Regions from separate parts of the Homo sapiens genome. Here region 1 is linked to region 2. The links are chromatin contacts, found by Hi-C or POLR2A ChIA-PET in ENCODE. All regions are on one chromosome and are shown on one strand. Each heading gives the region's core, a stretch centred on a gene start or an enhancer-like site at or near the end of the contact. The rest is flanking DNA. Distances are from core to core; before and after follow the strand shown. Region 1 overlaps INPP5B (inositol polyphosphate-5-phosphatase B). Region 2 holds the start of GNL2 (G protein nucleolar 2).

The links. A loop is a pair of places that touch in the nucleus more often than their neighbours do. ChIA-PET counts read pairs that join two places held with the same protein, here RNA polymerase II (POLR2A). Pooled maps may share reads with other maps.
Region 1: a loop to region 2 is called in a pooled map, with 4 times the contacts of the local background. The contact joins the enhancer-like site here to the promoter of GNL2 in region 2. A Hi-C loop is called at or near these places in 10 of 50 pooled maps. POLR2A ChIA-PET finds 5 or more read pairs at or near these places in 2 of 52 experiments (B cell and RWPE1).

Annotation. Positions count from the first base shown.
Region 1 is chr1:37,921,630-37,926,020 of GRCh38, forward strand. All of the region lies in intron 7 of INPP5B (inositol polyphosphate-5-phosphatase B), which reads right to left. Among named protein-coding and RNA genes, the nearest start is that of INPP5B, 23 kb to the right of the region's middle. Within about 2 kb of position 1,327, at least 6 of the 41 ENCODE cell types and tissues checked have a DNase peak (open chromatin) inside an H3K27ac peak, as active enhancers do; they include B cell, where a contact is called at or near this core.
Region 2 is chr1:37,593,261-37,597,479 of GRCh38, forward strand. It overlaps GNL2 (G protein nucleolar 2), which reads right to left and starts at 2,677. Exons shown (of 16, transcript NM_013285.3): 1 at 2,499-2,677; 2 at 502-586. The coding sequence starts at 2,562. RefSeq lists enhancers at 2,176-2,235, 2,406-2,595.

The sequences.
Region 1 (4,391 bases), core at 77-2,576, 330 kb after region 2:
TGAGGTCAGGAGTTCGAGACCAGTCTGGCCAACGTGGTGAAACCCTGTCTCTACTAAAAATACAAAAATTTTTTAAAAATAATAATGAATAAAATAAAGACCAGGCGTGGTGGCTCACGCCTGTAATCCTAGCACTTTGGGAAGCCAAGGCAGGTGGATCACCTGAGGTCAGGAGTTCGAGACTAGCCAGGCCAACATAGCAAAACTCCGTCTCTACTAATACAAAACTTAGCCAGGCGTGGTGGCGGGCACCTGTAACGGGCTTGCTGGCGAGCGCCTGTAATCCCAGCTACTCAGGAGGTTGAGGCAGGAGAACTGCTTGAACCCAGGAGGTGGAAGCTGCAATGAGCCGAGATCATGCCACTGCACTCCAGCCTGGGCAACAGAGCAAGACTGTCTCAAAAAACTAAAAATAAATAAAAATGAGCTGGGTGTGGTGGCAGACACCTGTAGTCCTGGCTACGTAGGAGGCTGAGGCAGGAGAACCACTTGAACATGGGAGGTGAAGGTTGCAGTGAGTTGAGATCATGCCACTGCACTTTAGCCTAGGTGACAGAGCTAGAATCTGTCTCAAAAAAATGAAAATAAAAATAATAAAAATAAATAAAAGTTAGCCAGACATGGTGGCACATGTCTGTAGTCCCAGCTACTTGGGAGGCTGAGACAGGAGAACTGCTTGAACCTGGGAGGTGGATGTTAAGGTGAGTCGAGATCATGTCACTGCACTCCAGCCTGGGTGACAGAGTGAACTCCGTCTCAAAAAATGAAATAAGCTGGGCTCCGTTTCAAAAAATGAAATAAGCCAGGCGCGGTGGCTCACACCTGTAATCCCAGCACTTTGGGAGGCCGAGGTCAGGAGATTGAGACCATTCTGGCTAACACGGTGAAACCCCATCTCTACTAAAAAATACAAAAAACTAGCCGGGCATGGTGGCAGGCGCCTGTAGTCCCAGCTACTTGGGAGGCTGAGGCAGAAGAATGGCATGAACCCAGGAGGCGGAGCTTGCAGTGAGCCAAGATCGCACCACTGCAGTCCAGCCTGGGTGACACAGCGAGACTCCGTCTCAAAAAAATAAATAAAATAAAATAAAATAAAATGAACACAGACATCTCTAAAAACACATCTCATGCCAAGCAAACCTGTAAGTTCTAGACTGGAAATCCAATTTGCACCCTGTGCAAATCCAATTTAGGCTGGCAAGGACTAAATATGACCAGTTTAGCTTTCAAGGAGGAAGACTACAGTGCAATTACTTTACGGCAACAGGTTGGTTAGTGGTGATAGGCCCCTGGAGAGATGACTTGAATTTTTCCTTCTCAGGCTTCCCTTCAGTGGGCCTTCTGTGAACTGTCTGTGGTCTGGTGATAAAGCTAAAAGAGAAGTGGGCAAGAGCAAACCAGGAAGCGGGGAGGGCAACACAGAGATGCAGAGCATGCTCAAAGAGGAAGGGGGCAGGAGTTGTTGAGGCCACAAAGCACCTTGGGCTAGAAATTGTATGGGTCTCTACAATTCAACCAGAGACAGACATTTTTTGAGCACCTACTGATGTACAAGGCATTCGGCTGTCATTTGGGAAGGAGAGAGAATGCAAAATGCTAAAAGCAGCAAGTTCAAGCTTACAAAAATGTAGCTGAATGAGAAGTCAACAAATAGGTGAAAAAGTACAGGGCTTTATCCAGAAATAATAAGCAGTCAAGTTTGAAGTAAAAGGAAATGAAGATAAGTTGTAGCAGATAAGACCAGACAGAGAAGCAGGCTGAGGTCAGGCAGTGCAGGACTTGACCACTATACTAAGGAATTTGAGCTTTATTCTATAGGCAACAGGGAGTGGTACAATATTGAAGTTCACATACAAAATAGTAGAATACGATCAAAGTTATGTTCTAAGGAGATCCCTAAAGGAGAGGGAAACTTGAGGTTGGGAAGACTTACAAGAAGACTACTGCAACAGTTCAGCTAAGAGGATACCAACATGAATAAGGGGGATTTTGAAATGTGGGTAGATAGGAGAGGCACTGCAGAAAAAAAAAAATGAACAGAATTTGCTTATTAGACATGAGAGCAGAGGGAAGAGTCAAGGATACCCTGAGGTTGTTAGTGACTGCATTCAGAAATATGAAAATGGAGGGAGGAAAGGAGTAAGTGCAGTTCTTTTTTTTTTTTGAGATGGAGTCTCGCTGTGTCGCCCAGGCTGGAGTGCAGTGGCGTGATCTCTGCTCACTGCAACCTCTGCCTCCAGGGTTCAAGTGATTCTTCTGTCTCAGCTTCCCAAGTGGCACGCAGATTACAGACGCAAGCCACCACACCTGGCTAATTTTTGTATTTTTAGTAAAGACAGGTTTTCACCATGTTGGCCAGGCTGGTCTCAAACTCCTGACCTCAGGTGATCCACCTGCCTCAGCCTCCCAAAGTGCTGAGATTACAGGCCTGAGCCACTGTGCCCAGCCAATGCAGTTCTTATCAGGAAGAAATCCCCCTAGGATAGACCCTGAAGACAGCAGCCAGGTTCTCAGTTCTCAGAGGTGAGCATTTACCATTTCTTTTTCTTTTTTTTTTTTGAGACAGAGTCTCGCTCTTGCCCAGGCTGGAGTGCAGTGGCGTGATCTCGGCTCACTGCAACCTCCACCTCTGGGGTTCAAGCGATTCTCGTACCTCAGCCTCTTGACTAGCTGGGACTACAGGCATGTGCCACCCTGCCGGGCTAATTTTTGTATTTTTAGTAGAAACAGGGTTTCGCCATGTTGACCAGGCTGATCTCAAACTCCTGGCCTCAAGTGACCCGCCCACCTCAGCCTCCCAAAGTGCTGGGATTACAGGCATGAGCCACCGCTGCTGGCCAGCATTTCCCATTTCTAATTGTATTTCCCAAATGAAAGCACGTCTAAATAATTAGCATTGCTTAAGTCCTGTGTGACTTTCCAGGAGGCAAACATTCACTCCCATTTTAAAGACATAAGAGGAAAGTTGAGACACACGTTTAATATCGTACAAAGAGGTCAAGCGCGGTGGCTCATGCCTGTAATCCCAGCACTTTGGGAGGCAGAGGCGGGAAGATCACTTGAGGTCAGGAGTTTGAGACCGGCCTGGGCAACACAGGGAGATCTCGTCTCTAAAAACAAAAAGAGGCTGCGCATGGTGGCTCACACCTGTAATGCCAGCACTTTGGGAGGCCAAGGCAGGCTGAATCACTTGAGGTCAGGAGTTCAAGACCAGCCTGGCCAACATGGTGAAACCCTGTCTCTACTAAAAATATAAAAATTAGTCCAGGCATGATGGCTCACGCCTATAATCCCAGCACTTTGGGAGGCCAAGGTGGGCAGATCACCTGAAATCAGGAGTTCAAGATCAGCCTGGCCAACATGTTGAAACCCCGTCTTTACTGAAAATACAAAGAGTAGCCAGACATGTTAGCACATGCCTGTAATCTCAGCTACTTGGGAGGCTGAGGCAGGAGAACTGCTTAAACCCAGGAGGTGGAGGCTGCAGTGAGCAGAGATCACACCACTGCACTCCAGCCTGGGTGACAGAGTGAGACTCCGTCTCAAAAAAATAAAATAAAATAAAAATAAAAATAAATAAAAACAAAAAGAGAAAGTAATAGTGCACCAAGGAACCATGAAGAAAAGAAAAAGAAAAATGTCCAGGCCTCTTGACATCCACTTTGTTTAAATTCTCATCATTGGCATTCCAAGAAAGAAAGTCTCTTCTCATTCATATTTGCTAGCTTCAGTTCATGTATGGATCACCAATAACAAAACTGTTAGAGCGTAATTTATTTTATATATTTATCTATTTAAATTTAGAGATATCACTATGTTGCCCAGGCTGGTCTGGAACTCCTCAAGCAAGACTCCTGCCTCAGCCTCCGAGTAGCTGGGACTACAGGTGCGCACCACTGTGCCGGGCTAACAGTATATTTTAAGTAGCAAAGAAAAACATGCAAGTCAGCTAGCATCTATCCTCCAACAGTACAGTATCTTTCCTCTAATAAATATATTGATGCCTCCCTCTTCCTGAACTGTCCCTCCCTGAGGATTTTTCTGTTCAAAGCTCCACTTCTAACTGAGTGTTTGTGGGTCACCTCACTTGCTCTCAACAATAACTGCAGAATTCCAAAACAAACTGTTTTCAGAAGAAAAAAAGAATCTTTAGGGGGTTCTCTTGTACTAGAAACATAAAACTGGATTAAATGGCCCAAAGAAGGAAAATGGAGAGGGGAACAACAAAAGGAAGAAGAAAAACGAATACAGTTCTCTTTTGTTTAAGGAAACAAAGTGACTTAAAATAAGTTACTTAGGAGCCTGCAGAGCTTCCCACAACGGTGGAAATGATGGGCAATATTTGTTCTCTAAGATAAACAAAAGCAAATTTATTTTCTCCATGCTAAAAG
Region 2 (4,219 bases), core at 1,427-3,926:
CGGAGATGGAGAATCTAATTACCAAACAAATTAAGACCAGTTAGCGGAATGCCACACTCAGCAAATCCCTGTGGTAGAGGCTACCTCAGCAGAACTCGGAGTTTTGATGACTGTCCAAGTGCCACAATGTCATGATCTACATTTTGGCATTAAAAAACACATTTTCTGGTGGCTTTCCTAACTACAGTCCTGTAGGTTTTGTTATATCTGGCCATATTTAACTCTGAGATTTAATGCGCCATTTGTGGAGGTCAGGGCTGTGAGAAACAAGACCTCTACTTTTGAGTATTGTGAAACCATCACTATTTCACCGCCAGCTACCCATGTCCTTAACCAAAAGTTAACACTTTATCCTAACGACACTCACGTACAATTATATTTGAGAATATATAACTCCTATTTGGAGGAAGTGGGGGTGAGAACAGCAAAGGCTTCATCAGTCTCAGCTAGCAGTCAAGGGCATGAAGGAAAAGAGAAAGGATGACAGCACCCAGTGCTCACCTGCGCTCCTTTTGCCTATACATATTCAGGCGCCGGATGGTGGCCCGGTCCCTCATGTTTTGGCCTCCTGCTCCCTGCACTCGATCTACAAAAGGCAGAAGTACACAGTGCACTATTTGATAACCAACCAGTATAACCAACAAGTCATTGCTTAAAATGCAACAAGTAGTTCACCCAAATTAGGTAAGAAGCCACCAACCACAAAAATCTCTACTTTCTCCATATGTTGCTCCAATAATTAGTACTTGAAGCTACATGGTATGACAAAGCTGACCCAATCTTTGATCTTCGATAGGATTGTATTTGAGAAGAATAGCTAATATTTTTGAGCACTTATGATGGCACTGTGTTATCCAAATTATAGGCATCATCTGATTTAATCTATACAATAATCCTATAGATATATTATCCCCATGCTGCGGAGTGAGAAACTGAGGCACAGTGGTCAGACACCTTGCCCAAGGTCAAACCGTTACTAAATGGCAGAGCCAGAATTTGTACATGAGCATTTGATCACCATCTATGGTCTTAACCACGAAGATACCTACCTCTGTGTCTCAGTTTAACAAATATTGAGTGCCTGCTCCATGCAAGGCACCATGGAGACTATAATTTTGATATATGTGTTCTTACTTTCTTAATGTTTGATTTTTGTTTAATCAACACAGCAATTCTTGCCTTACATCTCAAAGAGAAAGAGAAGGACAAACGAATAGGGTAATACTAGCCTAGCTTCTCATTTTGGGAGCCCTTTATTTACCTATTTATTCATTTATTCATTATTATTATCTTTTTTTTGAGACAGAGTCGTGCTCTGTCACCCAGGCTGGAGTGCAGTGTCGCGATCTCAGCTCACTACAACCTCCACCTCCCCGGTTCATGCAATTCTTCCACCTCAGCCTCCCGAGTAGCTGGGATTACGGGCATCCGCCATCATGCCCGGCTAATCTTTGTATTTTTGTAGAGAGGGGGTTTCATCATGTTGGTCAGGCTGGTCTTGAACTCCTGACCTCGGGTGATCCGACCGCCTCGGCCTCCCAAAGTGCTGGGATTACAGGCGTGAGCCACCACACCTGGCCAGGAGCCCCTTAAATCACCTGTCTGGTCCTGAAGTGATACAGTAGAAGACAGGCTGAAACCACAGCCCATTGGCTCTCCTAACAGTCTCTAACAGTAGAAACTGGCGGCTCTACTACTACTCACTAACTGTTGCAATTATGACAGGCCACTTCCTGTATTTTGATTCAGTCTCTTCACCTGTAAAATCATAATCTCTAAGGGCCTTTTGGGGTCTAACATTCTGAGATTCCAGTTTGTGCAAAGTGAATAATTTATTATCAATCCGGAATAAACATTCAACTTGCATTAAAATTGTCAAAAATTCTAAACCATATTTTAAAACAAAGTTTTATTAATTAAACCTGAATGGAAGGAACTCTCCCATAGGATGTCTTGTTAATCGTACAGGTGGAACCTCGCCAAAACTTACACACATCTCCTAAACAGCCTTACTGCAATGATCATACTGACTTCTTTGTAGGGTTCTCTAAGCACTTTACCAGATAGAATAATTCCAAGGGCCAAAACTATAAGCCCTTTCTCATTTTAAAGGTCAAAGCTAAGGTGGCAGGCAAGTATGATCACGTGTAAAAGGCCCGAAGGGTCAACCTACACCATTTTTAATCTGACTTTCTCTGCATCTCTCAACTGGAGAGGACCCAAGGCTGTCAGCCTGAGTGTTCACTTTCCTTGACTTCAGACCAGTTGACTACACTTTGGCCTGCCAGGCGTGCACTGAGCCCTCCTCAGTTCCCCCCTGAGAAGAAACCACCACAAATATTGCTTTCCTTTTTCCCTTTTCATCCCCAACAGCCACCCCGCTCGTAGTCATTCTAAGCAATGCCACTCGAGTAACCCTCCTTCCCCTCCAGTGCTCCTCGGAGCCCTTCCCTATACTTCCTCCAAGCTCCACCCTCGATCAGCCCTGCCGCCTGTACCTGGGTTTGTGCTGGCCTTGGACGGGTTGATGGTGCTCCGTCCTTTGTACTTGGGCTTCACCATCTTGGCGACGAGACCGGGACCGGAGTGCGAGGTCCGGCTTACGTGGTGAAACAAACTTTTATGTTCCCAAGCCCGGCCGAAGACACCCGCCTGAACCACGCCGGACCACGTGTGCACGACGTACGTCACTTCCGCTCGCGTCCCTCTCGGCCTCAGAGCGACTTCCTGTGAACGCGCGGCGCGCGCCGTCACCCTCCTGGCTCCGCCCCCGCTCCAGCCGCCTAGGCGTCGCCCTGCGTGGAGCCCCAGCCCGCTCCAGCCCTAGCAACCGCCAAGCTGCCCGTTCATAGCAACCGCCTAGTTAACCTGAACGCGCGGCCAGAGCTCCCAGTTGGGTCCACCTCCGAATAAAGAAGCTTCTTCCCAGGCCAGTGGCACAAGCTTAAGTTTGTCTTCTGAATTTGTCTTCTAAGTCCTTCCAAAAGTTGCCGACCACACAGCAGCCAAATATCCGTTAGGAGGTGTCATTCTCTTCCTTACAACTCCAGTGGCTTATCATCACTCTTAGAATGAGAGGTAGGGGAAGGGAGAAGGGAGAAACAGACAGAGACAGAGATTGATTCAAACTTTTTGCCATCCCTACAGGATTCTGTGATCTGGCCCCTGCCTGCCTATTTATCTAATCTCATGTGTACGTCCCTCCCTCTGGTTATTCTGACATTTACACTGGATATTCTCTCTGCCTGAATCACTCTTTCCCAGAATCTTTGCATAGCTGTCATTCAATCCTAAGCTCAAATATCACCTATTGGTAGGCCTGCAAGAATTAGCAAATAGAAATACAGGACACCAAATTAAATTAGAATTTCAGAGAAAAAAAATGAATACTTTTCTTTAGTACACCTCCAACAGTGCCTGGAAAATACTTAGACTAAAAAAGTATTCATCGTTTGCCTGAAATTCAAATGTAACTGTACGTTCTGTATTTTATCTGGTGACCCTTCCTGCTGTGAGAACTCATTCCTGTCTAATTTGTCTAAATCAGCCACCTTTCACCCTTTCACAGTTATTCTGTTACAGTATTCTGTTTTATTTATTTCATGGCATTTATCACTAGTTGAATTTTTTTTACAAGTTTATTGGCTGCTTCCCCCAAACTAGAATGTAAGATTCTTAAAAGCAGGGACCTTGTTAATTTGTTCACTGCTGTGTCTTTAAGACTTGAATAGCATCTGAAACAAAGGACTCAAAAAATATTCATTAAGTGAAAGAATGAGTAGATGGGAATGTCTCTTGCCTTGAGGATGAAGGAAGGCATTAAGACCCAGTGATTTCTGTTTCTACTAGCCAGAATAAAGTGTCTAGATGCCAGTGTTTGAACCAAGAAGCCCTCTCTCTTTTTACAATTTATTTTTTGTTTGTTTGTTTTTGTTTTTGTTTTTTGAGACGGAGTCTCGCTCTTGTTGCCCAGGCTGGAGTGCAGTGGCCCGGTCTCGGTTCACTGCAACCTCCACCTCCCGGGTTCAAGCAATTCTCCTGCCTCAGCCTCCCAAGTAGCTGAGATTACAGGCGCATGGTATCATGCCCAGCTAATTTTTGTATTTTTAGTAGAGACGGGCTTTCACCACATTGGCCAGGCTGGTCTCAAACTCCTGACCTCAGGTGATCCACCTGCCTCAGCCTCCCAAAGTGCTGGGATTACAAGTGTGAGCCACCT